Linked DNA regions of Homo sapiens: all the other regions are linked to region 2. A link is a contact called in ENCODE Hi-C or POLR2A ChIA-PET data. All regions are on one chromosome and are shown on one strand. The core of a region is the stretch at or near the end of the contact, and the rest is flanking DNA. Distances in the headings are between cores, read along the strand shown.

Region 1 (3,064 bases), core at 10-2,509, 360 kb after region 2:
CAGGGATAGGTTTCAAGAAAGAACCAGGGATCTTATGAGAGTTATTTATTTGAAAGGACAAAGATTGTTCTTTAAGCTGTATCAATCTCTTTTCATTTAATCTAAATCCAAAACAAATACAGATTGTATTTTGACTAAACTTTCTCCCATCACTAGATCTCAGAAAGTATTGCCTACATATGACCATTTTTTCTAATACTGTCTGTAATCTTAAAAATAATAATCATTTATGGGGTACCATATGCCAGACACCTACATAGAATACTTTATTTGGTTCTCAGCGACAGATATGATTATTATTTCACATTCTAGATAAGGAAACTGTGGTTCAGGGAGGTTAAGCAATTTGCCCAGACTCATGGCTTTGGACAGATCCAGATTCAAATCCCAAGTGTTGCTGATTCTAAACCCTATGCTCCTAACTCTTTTGTCTTATTTCCTCTTTAAAATGAGATCCCAACATTTGATAAAGTTTAAGATGTTTTCCCATTTTCACAGGCAAATTACTTAGAGCAGTGGTTCTCCAAATGTAGTCTTCAGATCAGCAGAATCAGCAACACCTAGGAATTTACTAGAAATGTTAATTTTCTGACCCAACACCAAATTTACTAAAATTAGAAACTGGGGGGTGAGGGTGGGATGGGTACAGCAATTTGCATTTTAAGGAGCCCTCCGTGTGATTCTGATGCATACAAAATTTGAGTACAACTACCTAGAAAAATGAAAAATTGAACAGCCCCTATTGCCATCTAAGCTAGTAACTGATCATCTGGCCCAACCATCCTACTTGCACTCCAGGAATCACTTCTGGATAATGTTTCTCACTCTCTCAGGTTCCTCTGCAAATCAGTCATGGTGATCTGAAAGCTTCCTACACATTTTTGTTTTGAGCCGGTGTTGCTATTTTTGCACAGGCTGGGCTGGGACTCCCAATCCTCCCGCCTCAGCCCCCTAGTAGCTGAAACTACAGGCCTGTGTCACTGCACCCGGTTCAAGGATAGATTTTTATTTGTTTGCTTTGTTTTTAGAGATAGGGTCTCTCAACGTCGCCCGGGCTATTTCTACAGATGTTGTTTTGGTTTAATATGGTGTCACATAAACTTACACTGGTTAAGTAAACAGGCAACATTTGAACTAAATTTAACTTCAATGTTTTGGTGGTCTGCAAAAGGATATTGTGCTTCTTGGTTAACATTTTCATGTTTCTCCACTTCTGCTTTCGTCCAGAACAGGAAGCGGAAGTTCTAAACTACTGCGAAGTCCTCTCTTGGTATTTCCGGCCTCGCTGAGACCAGAAAGCAGCGGAAGGGACAAATGTTTCTTGTTAGAGTCCCAATTTGATTTCTAAATCAAGGTGTACAGGATCAAAGGTCTCTTAAGTGCAGGTCCCAAACTTTGATCGTTATGTAAATAAGCAACTTGGAGCTCTCCTTCACGACTTGTAACACAGGCAGGTGACTGAGATGAGATCAATCAGAGCTGAGGAATGAGGGGAAATTCCCACCTAATAGCTGAAAGCAACAATACTTGAGTTTGTGCTTGCCTTCCCTTTCAATTTTCTAAGGTATAGGTGATCAAAATTCTTAATAAATTGAAGATTGAAGGCCTTAGAATCTGAGTAAGCTAAGAGGATATACAGTTTCCACAAATGAGTTCTTTCATTACAATAAAAAATAACAGAGGAACTTTAAGGCATTCGTTTGCTGCCAGGAATTTCAGCTGAGGTTGTGGGTTGGGGAAGAGGGTAGTTAATTTAATTAACTTCTGTTTTATGATCTCTTAAGATAAGTAAAGGCACCTGGAAGTAGAAGAAGCCGAGAGAAAAGATCGTACCATGTTTTCTATCTGTTATTTAGCTTAGATTTTCTGTTTCGATTGTTGTTTGTTTCTATAGGAAAGAATACTTATTGACAGTGAAAGAAAGCAAAAGAAATGGATTTTTTTAAAATAATGAAACTTCTAGATGAGCAAACCTGGAGGATAGTTTGTGAATTAAACAAATGTGTTTGGTGTATAATCAGGGAAACTGATAAAACCCACTCATCTAAAAAGAAGGTGAGAGTTTTCGGCTGTCACCAGGGTCTAACTTGGTAAGTCAGTCCCATTACCACATACCAATGAAGTAAAAAAAAAAAAGATTCATTCGGTTTAGAATCTTTAGAACCACTAGTCTGGTAGTGCTGTCAGGTTAAAGGATTAGTTGTTCAATATAAACCATATATTTGGACTAAAATAATCACATTAGCCTTTGTTAAATGTACTCATGATCAAGTGAGGTAACAATAGTGTTCTTCCTACTTTAGATTTAAAACTTGACATTTCTAATATGATCGATGTCTCCACTTTGCTGTCTGACATAGTACTGCTTAAACCTTCCTCAAATACTTGTATGCCATATATGTTTCTAATCTATATAAAATAATACTGATATATAAGCACTGTGTTTTCTTCTAGCTTAAAATAATAAGTCAATTTCTTGAGGATAGGTACAACTCTAACCTTAGATAAGAAGTTCTGGATTCTAAATTGAGCCCTGCTGTGAAAACTAATCTTTGCTTTAGATCTCCACCTTGTGGTTACATGTTTAAAATGTAAATTCTTGTGATTTTATGATCCTGGCTTATAGATTCTTTCAAAAAGAAAGGTAGAATGGATGAACATTGTCTGAAAATAACTTGAGACTTATGATTGGATATTTAGAAATTTATAATTCAGATTCAGTGCACTTCAGAATGTTTTCTCTCTGAGACCCTTGTTTACCACTTTTTGTTCAACTACCTTGAAAAATTAGTTTTGGGTTTCTTAAGGATTGAAGAGACTTTCAGAGACCATCTTTTGGGTTAGTGCTAGTACAGAAGGGGCTAATAGGAGGAACCTCATTAGTGTATCTTTAGTAAACTTGAATGAAGGGAACATATGGGTTTAGAACTTACAACTTCAGAACGCTGGGGAAATCTGTAAGAAATACTCCAACATTTACCTACCATCATGTGGTTTTTAAAAAAAGAAAAGAAGAACTACCCCAACGTGGGGTTTACCTTGGTCCAAGAAAAGAAGACAGTTT
Region 2 (3,285 bases), core at 407-2,906:
CAAGTCAACATGAACATATTGTGTAAAGGATCTATTTTATGTTGTCAACAGACAAAATTACAACAAACAGTTTAAATAGCTCAGTTGGCTGTATTGTAGTTCTAGAATTGGGCAACACTTCATTCCATAAAATATAATAAGTGTTCTGATGAGCTGAGCAGAAGGAGTTAGCTTTGTAGGCAGAGGACGGCTGAAGAAAGCAGAAACGAAGAGAGCAAAGAGGATATTAGTCATTCCACAGCTACTTTTCTGTAAGGCAGGACAGGGAAGCAGAATAATAGAAAAAAATGTGGCTCCCATCTATAATCCCAGCTACCCAGGAGGTTGAGGTGGGAGGATCACTTGAAGCCAAGAGTTCTAGGCTACAGCAAGCTACGATCATGCCACTGCACTCCAGCCTGCGTGACAGAGCAAGAACCCCTGTTAAAAAAAAAAGAAAAAAGAAAAAAGAAAAAAAGAGACAGAGAACTGATTAGTTAACATCAGGCTACTTCTTTTGTGTGTGTGTGTGTTTTTTCAAATTTACTAAGTAATGAAACAAAAGATCCAACAGTTCTTACATAGCCTTTATTTAAAAAAAGAAAAAAAGATAAATTGTCTTGAAACTACTCCTAAGTATTTTGAAAAACATTTCCTTTTAAAAGTAGCTGGCCAAGAATCCAGAAAACCTTTTCATTTTAGAGAATCTTCCTCTCTCTTGCTTTTCTGTTCTCTTACCTGATGTCAGTCATTTTGTTTTTCCTGGGCAGTCAGAAATCAGTTTTTACTTTGGAACTAAGACACTCATTTTTGGCTTTAAAAATTGTTAATTATATTGTTCGGTTTTGGGTACTATCTTTGGGTAAGTTGACAATTTCTAGGTTTTTTGTTAATTAAAAATTTTTAGTTTTACTACCTCTGTATCTACTTGCGTAAAAAAGGATAGTATCTAATTATATTTTAACTTACCACTTTTTAAAACTTTTAACTGTTTATATGTGTAAGGATTTAAGTAGAAGTTTTTCGTACTGATTGAAGATTTAAACTGGCTTGTTTGGAAAATCAGCTGTTACCTCTTTCTCCTGATTTCTCAGAAGGTCAAATAAATACTTAGTTTGAGTTTGGTAGAAGTGAACTTTAGTATGAGTGATCCCATTCTGATTTTTTATCTGGTCTGTTGAGGCCTGGTGCAGAAACTTAGTCCAAAACAATGGCCTCTTGTGATTTTTATTTAACAGTATTATCTTCGTGCTTTAAATACCTTTTCCTTAAAATCACAGAGTTTCAGATTTGTCTCAGGTCAGAAATTGTTCATAGAGCAAATTATCTGCATCAAATTACACTGGCTGTTTCTGTCAGGAAAAAGTTGACTTTATTTATTTATTTTTACTGAAAATAAATGTGATTACATGCATGTCTGTGCAACCTCACTTCTGAATGTAAGAGACACAATGTTGGGGAGGGTGGGAGAGAAAATCAGGGTAAAGGCATGGAGCCTTGCTTTGGCTTTCTTCACCTTGCCCTACCTCTCCCGAAATCTCCATTCCCTGGTCCCTCTGCTTGGTGGCCCAGAGGTGTTTACCCCTGGAGCAAGCACACAGGAAGCTTAGGTCCCAGTGGGGCTTTGCCTTCCCTTTCTTTTACAAAATGGTTGCAGGGCCTTTGGTTGCGAGAGAGGATGTGGGAAAGGGAACCACAGGCCGCTGCAGACTTCTCTTCTGTAGAGCAGTGTTATGAGAGGACACGTGGGAGCTGGGGATTTGAACATTGCTTCTGTTTAAGCTATCCATGCCTGTGAACCCTTGGAAGGTCTTTATATCCCCAGAGTTATGAGTACCCCAGTTTGAAGACCACTTCTTTAGACCCCTCCACTTACTCCAGTTGAGTCTGGGATGTGCCCACGCAGATCTGATTGCAGCTCTTAGATTAGGCCTTCATGTTTGTTGAATATTTACAATGTACCAAGTGGCTTACCTTTATAAGTTTGTCTTCCTGAAGACCTTGTTACAGATAACTCAGGTAGCAGAAGACTCAGGAGCCAGACTGGGATACTCCTAATCCCTAAATTAACTTTTGTTCCTGCCACAAAAACTTTCTTAGTTGCATAAGACATGGTCAGCTGAGCTCGTGGATTGAAAGGAGGATCTGAAAGGAAACCTCAGCGTTTGTAGACCATTTCCTGCTTGTGGTTTCCAACTTAATGAGAGAAACAGTGCCTTTTTACAGCCATATCTGTAATAGTGCCTTTTTAGGGCTGTATCTGTGCTACTGAGTCTCCCCTTGACGAAAACTTAGTCAGGCTTCTGTGACCTTGGGCAAGTCCCCCAAGTGTCCAATTTTAGCAAGAATCCTGCTGAATCAGTTTAGCCAGAATCTCCCACCTTAATATCTGATCATCCTCAAAATCTGATCAACATTCTCATCCTCCACCATCCACTACGTAACATCAGATCACCCTGACCTGCCTTCAGCAAGAATCCCATTATGTTTGTTTAACTAGAGAATCCCCTTACCCTTGATGCTTTCTCTTGGCAATTTTCCATCCACCTACTCCTGCACTGTGCTCCCTGTCTATAAATTCCCCCTTTTTCTTGTTGTACTTGGAGTTGAACCTGATCTCGTTCCCCTGATAACAAAAACCTCATTGTAATAGCGCCCGCCATCCTGCCCCGCTTGAATAGTCTTCCTTACCATCTTTAATAAGTGTCATGAATTTTTTTTTCTTTAACACTCTTGTAGGGCTTTAGATAACCTTGGAGGCAATTTCATTTACTTAGATCTGCATATTATTTTGATGTGGTAATTTATAAAACACAGACTTGGTATCTTTGTGTTGCTGTAAAGCAATACCTAAGGCAGGGTAACGTATAAAGAGGTTTATGTGGCTCACGGTGCTGCAGACAATACAAGAAGCATGGCGGCAACATTTGCTTCTGATTAGGGCCTCAAGAAACTTCCACTCATGGTGCAAGGTGAAGGGGAGCCACCATGTAGAGATAACATGGTGAGGAGGAAGCAAGAAAGAGGGAGAAGGTGTCGGGTCCTTTTCTAACAATTAGCTCTCAGGGGAACTCTTGCTGGAATTCTTGTAGTAACTGATAGAATAACTCACTACTGTGAGGATGACACCAAGCCATTTGTGAGGGATACATCTCCATGATCCAAATACCTCCCATTAGGCCCCACTCTGACGGGGGGGATCAATTTCAGTATGAGGTTTCGAGGGTCAAACATTCAAACGATAGCACTTGGTAATTCATAAAACAATTTTCTAGTTTTTTAAATTTACTAAGTAATGGAACAAAA
Region 3 (3,125 bases), core at 309-2,808, 470 kb before region 2:
ACCAATGTAACAAATCTGCACACGTACCCCCAAATCTAAAACAAGCTGAAAAAAAATAATTTTTAAACAAAAAGAAAGGATGCTTAATGGGTCACAGCCAACAAAACAGTGACTTAAATAATGGCATCATGCAACACATTTCACTTTGTCTGGTCAGTCTCAGTCAGAAATCTAACTGCTAAGATTGATTTTCATTAATCATCCAAATAATAAGCCAAAAATACTGTTTTATGTAAAGGAAGGCTTAAACACAAATGATAGTAGGCGATGAGGAGCATGAGAAAAAAAGTTGTAAAGCTGATGGAAAATGAAAAATAAACAAGTAACTGCACAGATAGTCAAAAAAGAAAGCAAAATCTTCCAAAGAAATTGCCTTTGCTGTTAACAAGTAAAATAGACCTTTCTCCTAAACAATCCGGAATGCTTTATTAACTATTCTTATCATTTCCAGATGCTTTTTCAAATGATGACCTACTTCCCATGCTCCTTTATTCAGTTAAAAAAAAATGAGTATGTGCTTACTACACCCCTACACTCAGTACTAATGGCTGAGATGTAATAGTAGATGGGCATAGACTTGGCTTCTAGGAACTCCTAGTTTTAGGAGTCAGATAAATAAATAGTCAATGATGACATGATGTGATTAGAACTGTGATGGAAGTAAGGACAGGTACGAGAGAAGGAAGGACAGATGAATGGACAGATAGAAGAAAATTGTGGGGCTTTCACCTACCTGAAAGATTAAGAAAGGTGTTCTGGTGGAAATGACATTTAACCTAAGGCCTTCAGAAAATCAAATTTAGGAGTCCAAAAGTGAGCTATTGGCTTAGGATTTAGTTCTAAGGGCTGAAAGATGCAGAGGGAATTGAAAATAGTGTTATAATTCTAGGATGTGTTCTTTGGAGGAAAGTTAAGAAGACACGAAATGTAATTTTAAGATGATAATGTGTAACAATCCACTTAACCCAACTGTCAGCTCCCTATAATAATATTTCAATTTCAAATCTGTTCCCTTCTCTTAAGTTATGAAATTCACATTTCCAGAGACATCTAAATTAGATCATAAGTTTCTTAGATTCCTGACCTGGTAAAAAATATACATGGTATGAAGAGAACAGTACTGTGTTCATTTAAAGCCACCAAATATGGAACTAGAAATCAGAAGAAAACCAGAGATGGCAAAATTTAGACCAATGGCAACTCACTCATCTATGCTGGTAATTTCACTACCCTTCATCCTGACCAAACCCAATCATAAATGTCAATCAGCCTATCTCAAAATTAGTGATATTTAGAACTTCACCTAGCAATTCTAGAAAGCTTTTGGCTTGCAAGGTATCTATGAAAGAAAGAGTGGAAGTTTTGCACCCCTTTCATCTAATCAAAATTCAAAATTTCTTCCCCCTTCTATTGTTATTCATTTATGAGCACAGATGTGCAAAAACCAATTCATTTTAAAGTCAAATACTAAATATGATGACTTACATCTGTACAAAAATCTGAAGTGCAGTACCGATACTAATGCGGTGACATCAGCAAGGCCAAACAGGAAGCTGAGGTATAGCCCCCATCACACACAGACACTCTCTCTCGGTCTCTCTCTCTCTCTCTCTCACACACACACACCCCTACACACAAACACACACACACACACACCCCAAAAGTGTCTCAGCTATAATATTGCATTCACTTAACGAATAGCCTTATTGCAAAACTTTGTGGTTTGTGACTAGGGTCTATTGTGCCAGGAAAAATATCTCCCTCTGTGCATGTTAAGCTTCTTCTGACAAGAAGCACTAGAAAGATACAAACCACCTATGTTCTTAGCAAGAATGACTCATTATTATTGGCACAAGGAGAATACAACTTTGTGGTAAGGCTTTTTGTTCTCAACTTGAAAATACCTAATCTGATATCCTAAAGCCTGGAGAAGAAAAAAAGAAGGATATCTTCAACTATTATCCTCCTCACTAGGGATTTAAGAAGGAAAGGACAATGGCTAAGGTGTGTGATAAGGTTACATCCTGCTTGACCCACCGTGTTTCCTGGAACAGAACCACTTGGGCTTGGGCCCGAGTTCACTTAAAGTGAGATGGAATGAGGCAAAATGATGTTCCTGATCTATTTTCTATTTCTTTTATTCCACTTATCCTGGAAAGTCAGGAGGAAATCATCCTCAAACTCTCCTCTGTTAACTGAGTGGGATAGCCTTACAAATTGAGTTTGGTTTATAAGCAATGACTGTGTTTTCGGTTTGTTTTGCCCCCAGCATCTAAGACAATGTTCTGGACACAGTAGACCCTTACCTTAATAGAGGCTCTTTTGTTCCAGCTTTTGTCTACCCCGTCACTTAAAGTGTCCCGTGTCACACAACGGGACAGTGTGGCAGTCTAATAGTTTCTAGGGAAAGGTGGGGAAGGAAAAAACAACAAATGAAGAGAAGTCTCAGTTCCTTTCTTAGCTGGTGATTGCATGAGCCATGCCCTGATCTCCCACCAGAAAGGAACTTGGCAGGGAGGGGCTTTGTCTGGTAAGATGTGAAAATGGGTGCTTTGCTTTCATTGCTCCTTCCTAACTTCCAACTTCCTTCTTTTTTACCTCCTTTTCTAAGCCTCTTAAAATAGAAATGTCCCACTAACACCCAGACGTTGTTGACTTGCAATATGATTTGTGGTCTCCAAAAGAAAATGCTAAAAAATTGTTTTAAAAAATTCAGGTCAGATCAGGACTTCCCCAACCCCCTCAGCAACAGCCAGTATGGGAATCCAGTTAACAAAAGAAAATGCTGAAAGGAAAAAAAAATAAAGGCTAAGTACTTAAAACACAAAGAACTGGTAATAGATAAGTACCATGAATTTTTCAACCCCACCCCTGCAACATATCCCACAAAATTATTCTCAGCTGTACATTTGCATAAACCAAGAAAATTCTAGCTTTGGAGAACATTTATAGAGTACACAGTTTACCACAGGAACACCCTTTTGGGTTAAGGCACAACTTCATGTTTAAAAGCAGAGAAAAGACTTAACTTCTGCATCTCAATTGTCACCTGAGTTTCAATTGATGTAGCAGCTCATGTCCCTCTCAAGTAGATATCAAGAAATTATCCATGTCAAGTTCAGTAG
Region 4 (3,183 bases), core at 19-2,518, 340 kb after region 2:
AGCCTGGGCATGGTTAATGGGGATGACAGAGATGCAAGAGAGAGCATAAGCAGAAATATACAAAGTTTCTTGAGGCCTAGGTTCAGAATTGGCACATCGTCATGTTTGCTAAGTTGTATTAGCCAAAGGAAGTCCTAAGACTGGCTCAGATTCAAGGGTTCGGGAGACAGATTCTGCCTCCAATTAGGGGAACTGCAAAGTCACATGACAATGGGTTGACTACAGGAAGTGGGGGAGAATTAGAGTTTTTATTGCACTGTCCATCATATATTTCAAGAAAGCTTCCACTTTCTTCCTTCCTCAGGACAAACAAGGAACAAAGAAACTCTCCACTGAAATTTTCAAATTTCATTACGGATAATGCAAGGAAAAGGAGAAAACGTCAAAGGAACTATAATTTCAACACCCTTGTAGAGAAAATAATGTATCTATGGAGGAAAATAAGTACAGGGTACTATGAGGAAATAAACATTAGGAGAATAGAAAAGAGACATTGGGAATTAAAAATATGATGGCAAAATAAGAAATTCAGTGAAAAGTTTGGAAGACAAAATTGAGGCATTTCCTGGAAAGCAGAACAAAAGGCCAAAAAAAAAAAAAAAAAACACAAAGAACACTAAGAAATAAAAACAGTCAGTTCAAAATATTTAAATCTGATTAATAAATGTTTTAATTTCAATTTTAATTTTTTTGATACAGTTTTGCTCCTGTCACCCAGGCTGGAGTGCAATAGCGCAATCTCAGCTCACCGCAACCTCTGCTTCCTGGGTTCAAGCGATTCTCCTGCTTCAGCCTCCCAAGTAGCTGAGATTACAGGCACCTGTCATTACACCTGGCTAATTTCTGTATTTTTTAGTAGAGACAGAGTTTCACGTTTCACCATGTTGGCCAGTCTGGTCGCAAACTCCTGACATCAGGTGATCCACCTCCCTCCACCTCCCAAAGTGCTGGGATTACAGGCATGAGCCATTGCGCACGGCCCCTGATTATAAAAGTTTTAAATAAGGAAAGGCAATTATTTAAAAAATAAGAAAATGCAGATGCCCAGGGTTTGCTACTGGAGAGATCTGATTCAGAAGGTCAGTAAATTGAATTAATACATTAATTTTGTATCTTTCCTTCAGCTTCTTTGGAACACTGAATATGAAACACAAAGTAGAACTTCAGAACTGATGAACTATTATTAGAAGTGGTTTGATTTGAAAATGTGGAAGTCAATTGTGGGAAGAGGGCATAAGGATGGAGATAACTATGTTTAAAACTTATTTTGAAAGTAGACAACAGCTAACATTAGTGTTCCGTGATGACGGGAAGTGGAGACAATGCAGCTGCTAAATGAGTCCCTTTAAATATTGACATGACTGACTCTAGTGCGACATGTTTAGTAGGAAGTGGGAGAGGAAGTAAAAATAGACCAAAGCAAACATTTGCTCAAGATAGACGAAGAGCAATACATCCTCTCTGTGCCCCTCCACCCCTATGAAAACATGGCTCTAAGCTTCTGACAACTTTTTTTCTCCCGTTTCTATTGTTATGGTCATGGTCATGATTTAGCACATTCTGGTGACTTTCATATATGCTCCTCTGACCAAATTCTAGATAAATGTTTTATGTTTACATTGTCACAACTCTTCAGGAATGAAGGTTACTCTCTCCCTTCATTAGAGACCGAAAATAAATGTTCAGCAGTAGAATCTTTTTCAACATTACTTTAAAAACGCAATCTCAAGGGGTCTCAGTTTTAAAGATTATGGAATTATGTATAGACTCCTACAAAATAAATGGGAGAAGTGGAGGCAACTGCTTAGGTTCCTGAGGACAGATATTGTTTTTCTGAAAGTTTTAGTTAATTGAAGCAACAGTCAGTAAGATCTGATGCAGTTGGACGATAGCTCTGTTCTCTACTGTGTCTTTCATGCATGATGTGGACAAAAATTCCTGTAGAGAAATTGAAAAACAGAGGAATGAACAGAACATGAAAGAAGTTTCTTTTATCTCTCTTTTAATAAGTGAAAATAATGGGCTATGAAAGTTAACTCACTCAAACTATATAGGATGTTAGGCAACAATTTTTCTATGTAAAGTAACTGAATTCATTGCATCTCAGTTTCTGTTGTCTGAGAAAATATTCCTAGAGGCATGTCAGGTAGGATTTGTAGAAAGATGGTAAACACTTTAAGAAGGGTCCACTTATTTCTCTCTGTCTCTTCTCATTGTGCTGAGTAGATGCATTTAGAATTAGATTGCATTAAAAATTTTTAAATGGTAGGCATTCATTGAGCGAAATGATAAAAATTCTTATTCTCTACTTAACTTTCTGCTTCATTCTTATTTAAACTGCACATTTTATTTAAAACTAAGTACCTAAAAATGAACAATGTGCTGGTGAGTGTATCCGTTCTTCTGCCTAAGCACACCTTGGTAAGGAATGATAGTAATAAACCCTGAGAATATATGGGAAGTGCTGTTCTAAAATGAAATCATAAAACTTACACAAAATGACAAGCAGGCAGCTTGAAGGAGAGGGAAATGGTTCTGAAATATGGGCAGAATTCTGGCTTACATCTTGGCACTTTCAGGAGTTGCAGTATGGAAGAAAAAGCAGAGTTCATGTGAATTATTTGAATTTTGCTAACTGGGATAGGCTGGGGAAGGTGTGTCATAGTCAGATTAATAGCATAGGCTTTGAAACTTGACCAGCTTGGGTTTGAATTGTAATAGGCTCTACCCTTCTAGAGCTGGTGTAAATAAAGTGCTTAGCACAGTGTAGCATGCAGCAAGTGCTGAATAAATGGTACCTCTATTCACAAGGGAGCAGATACCGACGTGAAGTAATCTGATGTTAACTGGTAGAGTTCTCCTGTCATCCACCCTCAGCATCTCATTTCACAGTATATGAAGTGCCATCTTAAGTTTTAATTTCTTCACATCTTAAAGCCTTTTTAATCTTCCAAAAGTCAATTTTAAAAGGCTCTGGATCTCTTCTTATCATTAGCTAGTATAAATAGAGGTCAGTTTAATTTTCTACTATGTATTTTAAATGATCAAAATGACAATTCATTTTATTAATAATTACTAAAAGTACCTATATTTTTGGAAAGTATACATCCAAGATAAGCTTATTAGGAATTAGCTGTGTCACAGTGTTTTTCAAATTGTGTTTCACTTTATTATACTATCTAT

What was found. Hi-C counts contacts between places; a loop is a spot of excess contacts on that map. ChIA-PET counts read pairs that join two places held with the same protein, here RNA polymerase II (POLR2A). Pooled maps may share reads with other maps.
Region 1: a map with no recorded cell type shows a loop between it and region 2 (7-fold over the local background). The contact joins two enhancer-like sites. A Hi-C loop is called at or near these places in 3 of 37 single-sample maps with no recorded cell type and 5 of 50 pooled maps. POLR2A ChIA-PET finds 5 or more read pairs at or near these places in 1 of 52 experiments (CD4-positive, alpha-beta memory T cell).
Region 3: a loop to region 2 is called in a pooled map, with 5 times the contacts of the local background. The contact joins two enhancer-like sites. A Hi-C loop is called at or near these places in 3 of 37 single-sample maps with no recorded cell type and 3 of 50 pooled maps.
Region 4: a map of posterior cingulate gyrus shows a loop between it and region 2 (5-fold over the local background). The contact joins two enhancer-like sites. A Hi-C loop is called at or near these places in 2 of 168 maps with a recorded cell type or tissue (HL-60/S4 and posterior cingulate gyrus) and 7 of 50 pooled maps. POLR2A ChIA-PET finds 5 or more read pairs at or near these places in 4 of 52 experiments (CD4-positive, alpha-beta T cell, CD4-positive, alpha-beta memory T cell, CD8-positive, alpha-beta memory T cell and 1 more).

What each region holds. Positions count from the first base shown.
Region 1 is chr1:185,692,937-185,696,000 of GRCh38, forward strand. No RefSeq gene overlaps it. Among named protein-coding and RNA genes, the nearest start is that of HMCN1, 40 kb to the right of the region's middle. RefSeq lists an enhancer at 1,212-1,713. Within about 2 kb of position 1,260, at least 10 of the 41 ENCODE cell types and tissues checked have a DNase peak (open chromatin) inside an H3K27ac peak, as active enhancers do.
Region 2 is chr1:185,337,240-185,340,524 of GRCh38, forward strand. The region is part of intron 1 of CBSLR (CBS mRNA stabilizing lncRNA); the gene reads left to right. Among named protein-coding and RNA genes, the nearest start is that of CBSLR, 21 kb to the left of the region's middle. Within about 2 kb of position 1,657, at least 12 of the 41 ENCODE cell types and tissues checked have a DNase peak (open chromatin) inside an H3K27ac peak, as active enhancers do.
Region 3 is chr1:184,865,558-184,868,682 of GRCh38, forward strand. All of the region lies in intron 5 of NIBAN1 (niban apoptosis regulator 1), which reads right to left. Among named protein-coding and RNA genes, the nearest start is that of NIBAN1, 110 kb to the right of the region's middle. Within about 2 kb of position 1,559, at least 10 of the 41 ENCODE cell types and tissues checked have a DNase peak (open chromatin) inside an H3K27ac peak, as active enhancers do.
Region 4 is chr1:185,672,988-185,676,170 of GRCh38, forward strand. All of the region lies in intron 1 of LOC107985239 (a long non-coding RNA gene), which reads left to right. Among named protein-coding and RNA genes, the nearest start is that of GS1-204I12.4, 28 kb to the left of the region's middle. Within about 2 kb of position 1,269, at least 3 of the 41 ENCODE cell types and tissues checked have a DNase peak (open chromatin) inside an H3K27ac peak, as active enhancers do.